Regions from separate parts of the Homo sapiens genome. Here all the other regions are linked to region 3. A link is a contact called in ENCODE Hi-C or POLR2A ChIA-PET data. All regions are on one chromosome and are shown on one strand. Each heading gives the region's core, a stretch centred on a gene start or an enhancer-like site at or near the end of the contact. The rest is flanking DNA. Distances are from core to core; before and after follow the strand shown. Region 1 overlaps PKNOX1 (PBX/knotted 1 homeobox 1). Region 2 overlaps PKNOX1 (PBX/knotted 1 homeobox 1). Region 3 holds the start of NDUFV3 (NADH:ubiquinone oxidoreductase subunit V3).

Region 1 (4,201 bases), core at 1,702-4,201, 99 kb after region 3:
GATGGGGTTTCACCACGTTGGCCAGGCTGGTCTTGAACTCCTGACCTCAAGTAATCTGCCTGCCTCAGCCTCCCAAAATGCTAGGATTACAGTCGTGAGCCACCGCCCCCAGCCAAAAAGCAGATTTAAAATGTTAGACAAGCTGAACTCAAGGCGGAAGCATTAGATAGAGGGATATTAACATATCATTTACAGGCATAGTTAATAATCATGGGCAGGCATGGTGGCTCACACCTGTAATCCCATCACTTTAGAAGGCCAAGGAGGGCAGATTGCTTGAGCTCAGGAGTTTGAGGCTAGCCTGGGCAACATGGCAAAACCCTGTCTCTACAAAAAATACAAAAGTAAACCGGGTGTGGTGGTGCATGCCTGTGGTTCCAGCTACTCCGGGGCTGAGGTGGGAGGGTTGCTTGAGTGAGGGAGGTCGAGGCTGCAGTGAGCCAGATGGTGCCATTGCACTCCAGCCTGGGCAACAGAGCCAGACCCTGTCTCAAAAAAAAAAAAATAATAATAATAAGCGGACACAGTGTGCCTGTAATCCCAGCTACTCGGGTGGCTGAGGCAGGAGAATTGCTTGAAATCAGGTGGTGGTTGCAGTGAGCCGAGATCACACCACTGCACTCCAGCCCGGGTGACAGAGCAAGACTCCGTCATAAATGAATAAATAAATAAATAAATAATAAGTAACGATCCACTGTGGCTTCCTGGAAACATCCATGTTCACAGCTGGGGTCTGGTCAGTCTGCATAGTGGAGCACACTGCTAGGATGCATCCTTAGCAAGTGAAAAAAGTGAGGCTCAGAACTGTTTGTAGAGTATAGCCTTTTATCTAAGGAAGGCAGATGAAGACTGGCTTATGATAAAGGTGCTAACCCCCAGACTAGTAAAAATGGGGTTCCCTGTGGAGTAGGGAAGGGGCAGTGTTATAAGTTGGATTTCTGGCCATATCTGCTATAGTACTGATCATGGAACTCTAGGGGAGGAAAGATGTTTTCCTTCTACCCATCTTACGTTCATTGGCTGGGGCTCCTGGAACAGAAGACAGATTTACAAAAGAGAAAGGCACACAAATTTATGTAATATAAGTTTTACATGACATGGGAGCCTTTATAAGGAAATGACCCAAGGAAATGGTTAAACCTGAGTGGTTTTGTGTTAGGTTTGATGAGCAATGAAAAGCTATGGAGAACTATGATAGGAGGAGTGTGAGCTAAACGCAATGAACTGGGGGAAACTTAGCAAGGTCTGTTCAGATTTCTCTCTGTATCCTTCTTTGGAGGTCAGCATGTTTCCTCCCCCCGTAGATACGGAGGGCACTTCTCACATGAGGGTCTTACCACCTGCTTTGGGTGAGGGTCAGAAAGTCCTTCCTAGGTTTCGTGACCTGCCTCAGGAGAGAAGGGTTGGGGAAGGTCAGAGAGATGTTCCTGCACAAGCTGCTTCTCAAATTCTTTCAGCTTCAAATATTCAGTGTGCCCAGGTGCCACATTTTGGGGTAGCATGTCCTGAACCTTGTCAAAACTATATGGATGTTTTAATATAGTTTTAAAATAAAATGAAGTCAAAAGTTGGGGGGAAGTAGTCTCTAAAAATTGAAAGCAGCCGAGCACTGTGACTCACAGCTGTAACCCCAGCATTTCGTGAGGCCAAGGTGGGAGGATCGCTTGAAGCCAAGAGTTCGATACCAGCCTTGGAAACAGCCAGACCCCATCTCTACAAAAAAAGAAAAAAAAAAAACCCTGAAAGCAAAACGAATAAAAATAACCAAACCACAAATTGAGTTGGTGGCTTAACTATACAGAGAGGAGTTATTTCAAGTGACTTCAAAACAAATTGTATTGGCCAGGCGTGGTGGCTCACGCCTGTAGTCCCAGCACTTTGGGAGATCGAGGCAGTAGGATCATGAGGTCAGGAGATTGAGACCATCCTGGCTAACACAGTGAAATCCCGTCTCTACTAAAAATTCAAAAAAATTTAGCTGGGCATGGTGGCGGGCACCTGTAGTCCCAGCTACTCGGGAGGCTGCGGCAGGAGAATGGCGTGAACCCCAGAGGCGGAGGCGGAGCTTGCGGTGAGCCAAGATCGTGCCACTGCACTCCAGCATGGGCGACAGAGCGAGACTCCGTCTCAAAAAAAAAAAAACAAACCAAAAAAACAAATTGTATTGTACATCCTAGCAGGGTAAATCCTAAAGACAAAATAACTAAAAAGAAACCCTGGGCAGTTTTTAGTATGTGAATTGTTAGTAATAACATTTTAACTTATTTATTTATTTATGTACTTACTGACTTACAGCTACTTTTTGAGATGGGATCTTGCTCTATCAGCCAAGCTGGATCATGCCACTGCACTCAGCTTCCAAACCTTTGCTCTTGCTGGAGATGCACTACTACAAATAAGCCACAGGACATCACTTTCTTCAGACCCTGCAGAGCATGTTACACTCATGTGGCTTCGGAAGCTGCATTCTGGTCACAGCTGAGCGTCTTTCGTGGTGCTTGCCTCATGGGCCAGCTGCTTCATCAGCTCACCCTGTGTTTCCCATTTTGAATAATGCCGTAATTCATAGGTTGAATTGATGTAATTCACTGTTGCAGGCACCAGAGTTGTACAGATTGTTGACAAGTGTCCTGTCCTTGTGAGTTCGACCTTATCTTAGAAGCACAATTATTTTATCGTCAGAGGTCAGGCTGTGTAGAAGAAATAGCAGGGCTTTGGAGCTGGACAGATTGAAGTCACCCAACCTCTGGTACATCTGTGTCCTCAACAGGGAAACAAGGACAACTAACCTATCTGCGTCTTCTAGAGTAGTCTGGTCACAGCTAGTGTGAACCCCCCGGTCACACTGTTAGTGGCAAAAAACCATTTTATTATGTGGACAAATTCTGTGGACCAGGAATATGGAGAGGAAGTGGCCGTCTCTCCTCCAGGATGTCTGAGTCCTCAGCTGGGACGACTCAGCGGCTGGGGGTGACGTAATGACTGAGGAATGGTATCTTCTGGAGGCGCTTTCTGAAATCCGTCAGCTGGAACACGAGCTGGGGATACTGACCAGAGCACACGTGCAGACTCCACAGGACCTGGGCTTCTTCACAGATTAGAGGAGGTCTTCACAGCACTGGGGGTTCCCTCACAGCACTGGGGGGTTCCCTCATAGCATTGGGGGCTTCCTCACAGCACTGGGGGGTTCTCTCACAGCACTGGGGGGCTTCCTCACAGCAATGGGGGCCTTCCTCACGGTATCGGGGGCTCCCTAATAGCATTGGGGGCTTCTTTGATATCATTGCGAGCTTCCTCACAGCACTGGGGGGCTTCCTCAGCACTGGGGGTCTCCTTTATGTCATTAGGGGGCTTTCTCATAGCAGTGTCAGGGGGGCGTTCCTCACAGCATGGGGCTTCCTGGTAGTCGGAGTGTCACTATGAACAAGATGGAAGCCTCCTTGCCTTTTCTAACCCAGCTCTGGAGTCGCACACCATCATTTCCACTGCATTCTCTTGTTCTCAAATGAGTCACTAGGTCAGCCTGGATTGCAGAGGAAGGGACAAAGACCTCGTGTCTCGATGGGAGAAATGCCATAGAGTTGGGGGATGCACTGGCCTTGGCATGTAGTAGACACAGCTCTGTCTGCCCTCACTGCCCCTTTCCTCCCCTCACGAAGCTCCATTCTTCTCCTGACACTCAAAACGCTGACTGAACGAATGTCCGTCTCGCCTCCACAGGGCCTACATCAACAGGACTCGCGGGCCGAGCTTCCAGGCGCCTTGAGTGGCTGGGCCGGGCCTCCACGTTGCCCTGCTGCAGGGTTAGGTGGGAGCGAGACTGGCCCCACTCCTGTTGACTGTTCCACCAGCACCTTCAGTTTGTGGAAGTGGTTGTGTCCAAAGAGATTTTCGTAAAAACATCACAATTCTAAAACTTTTTTTTTTTTTTCACAATTCTAAAACTTTATGCATTTTTGGCATTTAAAAAGCCCTGGCAAGTCTACTGCCTTATTTCTCCTGCTCCCTTGGCCTGTGGGTCTGTTCCTGTATGGTTACCCACTTTGTTTTTTTTGTTTTTTTTTTTTTTTGCTGTTACTGTGGCTTTGTAGTATATTTTAAAATTTGGTATTCGTTAACTCTTTTTTTTTCTTTTTTTTTTTTTTTGAAACAGAGTCTCGTTCTGTTGCCTGGCCTGGAGTGCAGTGGTGCAGTCTGGGCT
Region 2 (4,021 bases), core at 848-3,347, 120 kb after region 3:
GCTGGGACTACAGGTGCCTGCCACCACACCCGGCTAATTTTTTGTATTTTTAGTAGAGACGGGGTTTCACCGTATTAGCCAGGATGGTCTCGATCTCCTGACCTCGTGATCCGCCCGCCTTGGCCTCCCAAAGTGCTGGGATTACAAGCATGAGCTACCACGCCTGGCCGTCTTTTGCGCATTTTTTAGTTGGATTTTTTTTTAACTTCTGAGTGTTGAGAGTTCTTTGCTTATTGTAGATACTAGTTCTCTGTTGGATATGTGGTTTGCAAGTGTTTTCTCCAAGTCTATAGTAGCTAAGTATTTTTCTCATCCTCTTAACAGGTCTTTTTCAGAGCCAGCCTTTTTAATTTTAATAAAGTTCAATTTATTAGGTTTTCCTTTTATGGATCATTCTTTTGGTGTCAAGTCTAAGAACTCTTTGCCTAACCCTAGGTCCCAAAGACTTCGTCTTAAGTTTTTTCCTAAAAGTTTTTAAATAGAGACAAGGTCTCACTATGTTGCCCAGGCTTGTCCCAAACTCCTGGGCTCAAGTGTGAACCACCATGCCTGGCCTCAAAAGTTTTATAGTTGTCCATTTTGCATTTAAATCCGTGATCCATTTTGAGTGGATTTCTCTATAGAATAACTCTCAAAGCTGGGCACATTGTTTCCTCCCACCCTGTGATTCCTTTTCAAAATTGTTTAGCTGTTCTGGTTCCTTTGCCTGTCCACATAAATTTTAGAATGCTCTTGTCTAGAGCTACAAAAACATCTTGCTTAGATTTTGATAGGAATTGTATTATACCTGTATATCAATCTGGGGAGAATTGACATCTTTACTGCATTAAGTCTTCCAGTCCACAGGTATGGCATGTCTCTCCATTGATTGACAACTCTGATTTCATTCATCAGTGCTTTGTAGTTTTTGACACATAAGTTGTGTACATGCGTTTTTAGAATTATACCCAAGCATTTCCTTTCCTGGCCTGTGCCATCTCGAATAAGAGTGGCAAGAGCAGACATCCTTGCCTTGTCACCGCCTTAGGGGACACCTTTCAGTCGCTCACTGTCGATGATGTTGGTTGCAGGTTTCTTTCTAGATGCTCTTTATCAAGTTAAGGAGGTTATCCTATATTGCTTTTTTTCTGAGAGATTTTATTTTGTTCAATTTTGTTAAATGCTTTTCCAGCATTGATTGATATGATTATGTGATTTTTCTTCTTTAGCCTGTTAATAATGGACATTACATGGATTGGTTTTTTGAATATTGAACAAGCCTTCTATTCCTGGAATAAACTCCACTTGGCCATGGCACATAATTCTTTTCATATGTATTCTTGAATTCTATTGGCTAATATTTTGTTCAGCATTTTTGTCTATATTTGTAAGGGATATTGGTGTATAGTTTTGTTTTTCATACTGTCTTTGGTTTTGGTATCAAAATACACAAACTTACATAAAATGGATTGGGAAGTATTCCCTCCTCTTATTTTTTTCTGGAGATTATGTAGACTTGGTGTTATTTCTTAAATGTTTGAGAAATAGAATTGATCTATTTCACCTAAGATGTTAAATTTAGGAGTTTAGAGTTGGTCTAGTATTCTCTTCATAGCCTTTTGGTGTTAGCAGGGTCTATAGTGATCTCTTCCTGTTTTATTTCTGATATTGATCTTTTGTGTCTCTATTTTTTTTTTAGTCAGTCTTTCTAGAGGTTTATGTAATTTTCAAAGAACAGTATTTTGTTTTATTGATTTTTTTGGTTGTTTTTCTGTTTTCAGTTTCATTGATTTCACCTTGATCTTTATTATTTCCTTTCTTCTGCTTTCGGTTCATGATGTTCCTCTTTTTCTAAGATCTTAAGGTGGAAGCTGGGATGATTGATTTGACTAGCTTAACTTTTATTACAGCCTAATTAATGTGGCAGGCTTTAAGCGTAGCCACTAAGCTTACACATTCCGCTCGATGATGGCCCACAGAATCACCGCCTTGGGGTGGCGTCCCCTTATGCTATGTAACTGCTCACATGTCAGGGCACATGAGTGTGCCAGGCCCGGCACTGGAGGCTCCTCTCCCCTGCCAGCTGCCCACCCAGGCGTCACAGTCAGTGGATAAAGTGGCCCATGTGGATCTAACCCCAGATGCATAGAGTCCTCCATGGGGCATGTAGAAACATTTGCATGGGGCTCGCTGTAGGCCGGGCACAGTTCCAAGCACTGTACAAGCAAGAACACTGGGGAAAGCCAAGATCACACTTAGTCCGTGCCGGGGTCAAGAGTCAAGGTGGGTGCCAGGGGCTGACTCCCCAGCACAGCTTGGAATACCTCAGCCCTGGTCACTTCTAGTGCCTCCCAGGCCTGTGCTATAATCTCTTGAATGCTCTTATCGGTCAGGGAGAGCTTGGTTCATGGAAAACTCAAGAGTCCACCAAGCCAAGTCTAATGAAAAAGATGTGTGATCAGAAAGCAGGGTCTTCCTCGATATACTCCTGGGCTGTAAGGCACGTGGAATATGGCAGTGAGATGAAGATAATCTTTTGGAAGCCACAGTGCAGGCTGACGTTGCAGGCTGGCTTGTTGTGTTTAATACACAGTTGAACATCTCTTGCTTTCCGTGTGTGCTGCGTGCATTCTGAAGCCGCGTCATCTGAGGATGTTCTTTCCCTCAAGCTTCTCTTTCCTTTTTTAATGGTGTCATTATGCTACTTATGTTAAAGTTTTAAACATGGGTTTTCCGTTTTCTAGTAATTCCTTCAACATGTGTGTTCTGACTTGCAGCAGATTCAAAGTGCCATCACAGGCACCATCAGCCCTCAGGGAATTGTGGTGCCGGCGTCCGCGCTGCAGCAGGGAAACGTAGCCATGGCGACGGTGGCAGGTACGATGACAGAAAAATGGACACACTCTCCATGAGTTTTTGCAGAAAATGGTCCTGTGTGTTAGAATGACAGTATAAATATAATTTCAAGTTCATGCCATTTTCTAATATAGCAATGTTAGAAGCTAGAGGTCTCTGAATGCCTCTTTCTTGTTAATACTCAATAACAAATATTTTATGCAGATTGTGTTTCTTTGTTTCTCTACCAAAAATATATTGGAAAGAAAAAAGGTTTTATGTAGGAATTGAAAATATACACCAAAAACCAGTTGTCATTTTCAAATAACATAGCTTTTTGTTGTGCTTTTAATAGCACCGTGAAAATCTTAAGTTTTATCATTAATTGATGACAAATAAAAATGCAGTCTTAGCATTGGTATTACTTGTAGAACAAAACCGTTACAGGAAAGGGACAGATTCCAGAGTTCCCTGATGCGTAGAGAACATTGAAAACACAAAGCATCATGGAAATGGGACACGGCAAAGAGGGAGGGGTAGAAATTTACACCAAAGACCTCACATAATAGCACAAAGGGAAACCTCAGTGGGAAAAAAAAAAGCACCATTGATCCAAAAATATAACTAGAATTAAAATAGTTATTATTTAGTACCCTTGGCCAAATCCTTAACATGTGCTAATTTTAGGAAATAGTAGAAAGCAGAGGCTAGCAAAAGGAAGGGAGCCCTCACACCCCAGGTCAGTTGGTGGTGTGTGAGCCGGGCTGTGTGGGCTGCCAGGCACATAGCGCCCACCCACCTGCCCACCCACTGCTGCAGGTGCCCGAGTAGCCCACCCAGGGAGTTTGTTTTGATACTTTATAGTGACAAGTCAACTGGCAAAGGATTGTTGATCTTTTGAAATGATTAAAAAGCTCATCAAACCAGGGATTTTATTCCTTTTGTAAGTATATCAAGAAGAGGGCTGGTCGCAGTGCCTCACATCTGTAATTCCAGCACTTTGGGAGGCCAAGGCAGGAGGATCAGTTGAAGCCAGGAGTTAGAGACCAGCCTGGGCAACAAAGCAATGTCCCTGTCTCTACAAAAAAAAAAAAAAAAAAAAAAAGAAGAATGGTTTAAATCATTGAGACTTAAAAGCAGCCTCATATTTTTATTCTCCCTTTCGAGGTGGCACAGTGTATCAGCCTGTCACGGTCGTCACTCCCCA
Region 3 (3,986 bases), core at 1,298-3,797:
GAAAAATCTAGTCTACTATTTTCTAGCTGATTGGAAAATACAATAATGTATTTGGCCTCTGCTTTTTTTATTTTAATGCAGCACCTTATATTTGCTTCTTGCACTTGGCCCTGTCCTTTCTCTTTGGCCAAACACAGTTTAGGCCACAGTTACCTCCCAACCAGGCTGCATAGGCTTCCCAGCCTTCCTGCTCCCTCTAGTCTTAGGCACTGGCCTCACACATGGTTGCCCTAGTTACCTTTCGAGGCCCTAATCACTTCCTTCAAAAACCATCAAGATGGCTAAGCATAGTGGCTCATGGCTGTAATCCCAGCACTTTGGGAGGCCGATGCAGGCAGATCACTTGAGGTCAAGAGTTACAAACCAGCCTGACCAACATGGTGAAACACTATCTCTACTAAAAATACAAAAATTAGATGGGCATGGTGGCGGCGCCTGTAATCCCAGCTACTGGGGAGGCTGAGGCAAGAGAATCACTTGAACCCAGGAGGCGGAGGTTGCAGTAAGCCGAGATTGCCCCTGCGCCACTGCACTCTAGCCTGGGCAACAGAGTGAGATTCTGTCTCAAAAAAAAAAAAAAAATCAAGATGGTTCATGCCCCCTCAACCATAGGTACCCCACCTTTACCAACCTGGCCGGTGACCACGCCAGAGGAGGTCTTTTCTTTTTGTTTCTTCTTGAGTGTTGCAACTCCAGCAAGATGTCAACATCTGCCGCATGTGCCCGCTGGTGGTGGTGTGGAAGTGGGGAGCTCCAGGTCCATGAAGGAGGGTGACGTGGATCTTCCAATTCCAGATCAGGATCCCCAAATTTGTTACTAAGCTGTGAATTATTAAGCACACCTCACAAAGGCGAGCATGACCTTTTCCCTGGACACAACAGAATGAGCCTAGTGGTGAAGAAAAAAAAAATCTGGCCGGGTGTAGTGGCTCACGCCTGTAACCCCAGCACTTTGGGAGGCCGAGGCGGGCGATCATTTGAGGTCAGGAGTTCGAGACCAGTCTGGCCAACATGGTGAAACCCCGTCGCTACTAAAAATACAAAAATTAGCCGGGCGTGGTGGCTCATGCCTGTTGTCCCAGCTACTCAGGAGGCTGAGGGAGGAGAATCGCTTGAACCTAGGAAGTGGAGCTTGCAGTGAGCCTAGATTGTGCCACTGTACTCCAGCCTGGGCAACAGAGCAAGACTCTGTCTCAAAAAAAAAAATTTAGGCCAGGCACAGTGGCTCACACCTGTAATCCCAGGGCTTTGGGAGGCCGAGACGGGTGGATCACGAGGTCAGGAGATGGAGACCATCCTGGCTAACACGGTGAAACCCTGTCTCTACTAAAAATTACAAAAATTTAGCCGGGCGTGGTGGCGGGTGCCTGTAGTCCCAGCTACTCGGGAGGCTGAGGCAAGAGAATGGCGTGAACCCGGGAGGCGGAGCTTGCAATGAGCCAAGATGGCGCCACTGCACGCCAGCCTGGGCTACAGAGCAAGACTCCGTCTCAAAAAAAAAAAAAAAATTTAAACAAAAAAAAAATCTTTTGGCATTTTTTTTTCTCCCTTTAGGGACAAAGGATCCCTTCTCATGATTATCCTAAGATCTAAGGTTATTCTTTTTGCCTCCCAGGGTGGATGGTGGCAGATGCCCTTGCATTTACTTGATAGCAGACTCCTCTTTGATAAAGGCCTTTGATAAAGGCCTCATTCCGCCAGTTTATCTTGCCACCTCAATGAATCGCTAGCTGTGTCAGGAATCCCTACACAATCCATTTAAATGACTGTGGCAGGGCCTCTTCCCCTGTGGAAGCTGAAGGTGGCACGTCCATCTCCGATGAAATGCGAATGGGGCTCTGGGCACGCGGCGGAAGGCAGAGAAGAGGCAGAGAAAGAAGCTAATAACTAATTACACCGACTCCACAATTACGACTAACGTTGGGGACGAACTCTTTGCTAAATAAACATTTAGGTGAAACAAAGCTTCCATTTCCAATCGGCCTAACTCTGGTATTAGCGTTGGCAGGGGCCATGCAGGAGGGGCAGTGAGCAGTGGTGGCCGCGTTGCCGACAGAGGGTGAGGGAGCTGGGCGCGTGGTGTGGGCGCCGAGGTCCCGAGCTGAAGAGCTTTAAAACCTCTCAAAACACAGAACTATCAATCAAGTAGGACCAGACTGTGCCCCCAGGGAAGGTCGCAGATTTAAGGCTGCGAGGACAAGGGCAAAGAAGTGCGAAGCGTTCGGGTGGACATGCAAGCCGGCCCAGCGCAGACGCCTGAGAGGGGTGCCCAGCAGCCCCCGCAGGTCTCCGCCGCGCCCCCGCCACAGCGCCCAGGCGCCCGCAGGGCACAGGGATCGGCACCAGCCGGTGACGTGTCCCTCACGCTGCTGCCTGTGATTGGTGGTCCCGATCCGGGGCGTGGCCCCAAGGGAGGCACTTAGCCCTACTGGGGATGCGCGCGCAGACCCACGGCCTCTGCTCCGCCCCCAGCTGGCCTGTAATTGGCGCAGTCGGCCCAAGGGGCGGCTGTTCAGGCGCGGGTGCGCGCGCAGCTGCTGTGGCCCTGCTTGGTGCGCCCGCTGTCACCGCCATGGCTGCCCCGTGTTTGCTGCGGCAAGGACGAGCCGGGGCGCTGAAGGTAAAGGAGGAGCCAGCCTGGGCTGGCTGCGCGGCCCCGAGCCTACGTAGGGGATGGGGTGAGGGGGCGCGGTGCTGGTCAGGTCCGGGCCTGTCCGCGACCTCTAGCCGTCCTAGTTGGGCCGCTGACCCCGCTCCCTGGGCCCAGGACTGACCGCCACGGGGCCAGGCCCGGATGTGGCCAGCGAGCGTCCCGCGGTTCCCCCGAGCCGGTCCGCCGCCGCCGCTGCCCGAGGCCCAGGCCGAGGCTGGCGTGCCCCGTGCCGACGGGCGCTCCCGAGGGCTGCATGCCTGGGCGGCAGACTCGGGTGGACGTTCCCAGGTGATGCTGCCGCGCGGCTGGGGTCAGCCGCTGTGCGGCTCCCGCACGGCTTCTCTGAAGGACAGTGACTTCTCCATTTAGCCAAGAGAGGAAATGAGGGAACTTTCAGGGACCTGGTTAACTTGGTAACTTACTGACAGCCGTTGAGAAGCCAGCTGACATGACCTGACCTGTGAAAAGGAGAAGAAGGGCTTTCTTTTCGGCAAATAAAAAGCTAAGGCCAAGGCCGGGCGCGGACACTTTGGGATTTTGCCTGTAATCCCAGTACTTTGGAAGGCCGAGCCAGGCGGATCGCTTGAGTTCAGGAGTTCGAGACTAGCCTGGCCAACATGTCGAAACCCCGTCTCTAAAAAATACAAAAAATTAGTCTGGCGTGGTGGTGCATTCCTGTAATCCCAGCTACTCGGGAGGCTGAGGTGGGAGGATCCCATGAACCCGGGACGCGGAGGTTGCAGTGAGCCGAGATCATACCACTGCACTCCAGCCTGGGGGACAGAATAAATAAATAAATAAAATAAGGCTAAGACCACTTCACTCTCTTACAAATTTTAAAATGGCTGTTATTACAAAAGCAGTAACTATTCCCTGCAGAATATATATGCGTGTGTGTATATATATATATAAATACATATTATATATATTATATATAAATATATATTATATATATATTTATATAATATGTAAATATATATTATATATTTATATAATATATAATATATTATATAAATATATATTATATAATATATATAATATGTTTATATAAATATATATTATATATTTATATATTTATATAATATATAATATATATTTATATATTATATATAATATATATCATAATATAATATATAATATATATATATTTTTTTTTGAGACAGAGCCTCACTCTGTTGCCCAGGCCCAGGCTGGAGTGCAATGGCACCATCTCAACTCCCTGCAACTTCTGCCCCCTGGGATTAAGCGACTCTCGTGCCTCAGCCTGCAGAATAATTTAAAAGTACAGATAGGGAAATTCATTGACAGTCTACCATTACTCCTTCAAGCATCT

What was found. Hi-C counts contacts between places; a loop is a spot of excess contacts on that map. ChIA-PET counts read pairs that join two places held with the same protein, here RNA polymerase II (POLR2A).
Region 1: a loop to region 3 is called in a map of sigmoid colon, with 2.4 times the contacts of the local background. The contact joins the enhancer-like site here to the promoter of NDUFV3 in region 3. A Hi-C loop is called at or near these places in 1 of 168 maps with a recorded cell type or tissue (sigmoid colon). POLR2A ChIA-PET finds 5 or more read pairs at or near these places in 13 of 52 experiments (AG04450, Caco-2, GM12878 and 9 more).
Region 2: a map with no recorded cell type shows a loop between it and region 3 (2.2-fold over the local background). The contact joins the enhancer-like site here to the promoter of NDUFV3 in region 3. A Hi-C loop is called at or near these places in 1 of 37 single-sample maps with no recorded cell type. POLR2A ChIA-PET finds 5 or more read pairs at or near these places in 4 of 52 experiments (H1, K562, activated B cell and 1 more).

Annotation. Positions count from the first base shown.
Region 1 is chr21:42,989,605-42,993,805 of GRCh38, forward strand. All of the region lies in intron 1 of PKNOX1 (PBX/knotted 1 homeobox 1), which reads left to right. Among named protein-coding and RNA genes, the nearest start is that of PKNOX1, 17 kb to the left of the region's middle. RefSeq lists an enhancer at 2,855-3,378. Within about 2 kb of position 2,952, at least 11 of the 41 ENCODE cell types and tissues checked have a DNase peak (open chromatin) inside an H3K27ac peak, as active enhancers do.
Region 2 is chr21:43,014,152-43,018,172 of GRCh38, forward strand. It overlaps PKNOX1 (PBX/knotted 1 homeobox 1), which reads left to right. Exons shown (of 11, transcript NM_004571.5): 6 at 2,757-2,856; 7 at 3,982-4,021. Among named protein-coding and RNA genes, the nearest start is that of PKNOX1, 42 kb to the left of the region's middle. Within about 2 kb of position 2,098, at least 3 of the 41 ENCODE cell types and tissues checked have a DNase peak (open chromatin) inside an H3K27ac peak, as active enhancers do.
Region 3 is chr21:42,890,762-42,894,747 of GRCh38, forward strand. NDUFV3 (NADH:ubiquinone oxidoreductase subunit V3) reads left to right here and starts at 2,548. Exons shown (of 4, transcript NM_021075.4): 1 at 2,548-2,620. The coding sequence starts at 2,573. It also overlaps a transcript of WDR4 not described here. RefSeq lists silencers at 2,035-2,334, 2,675-2,924.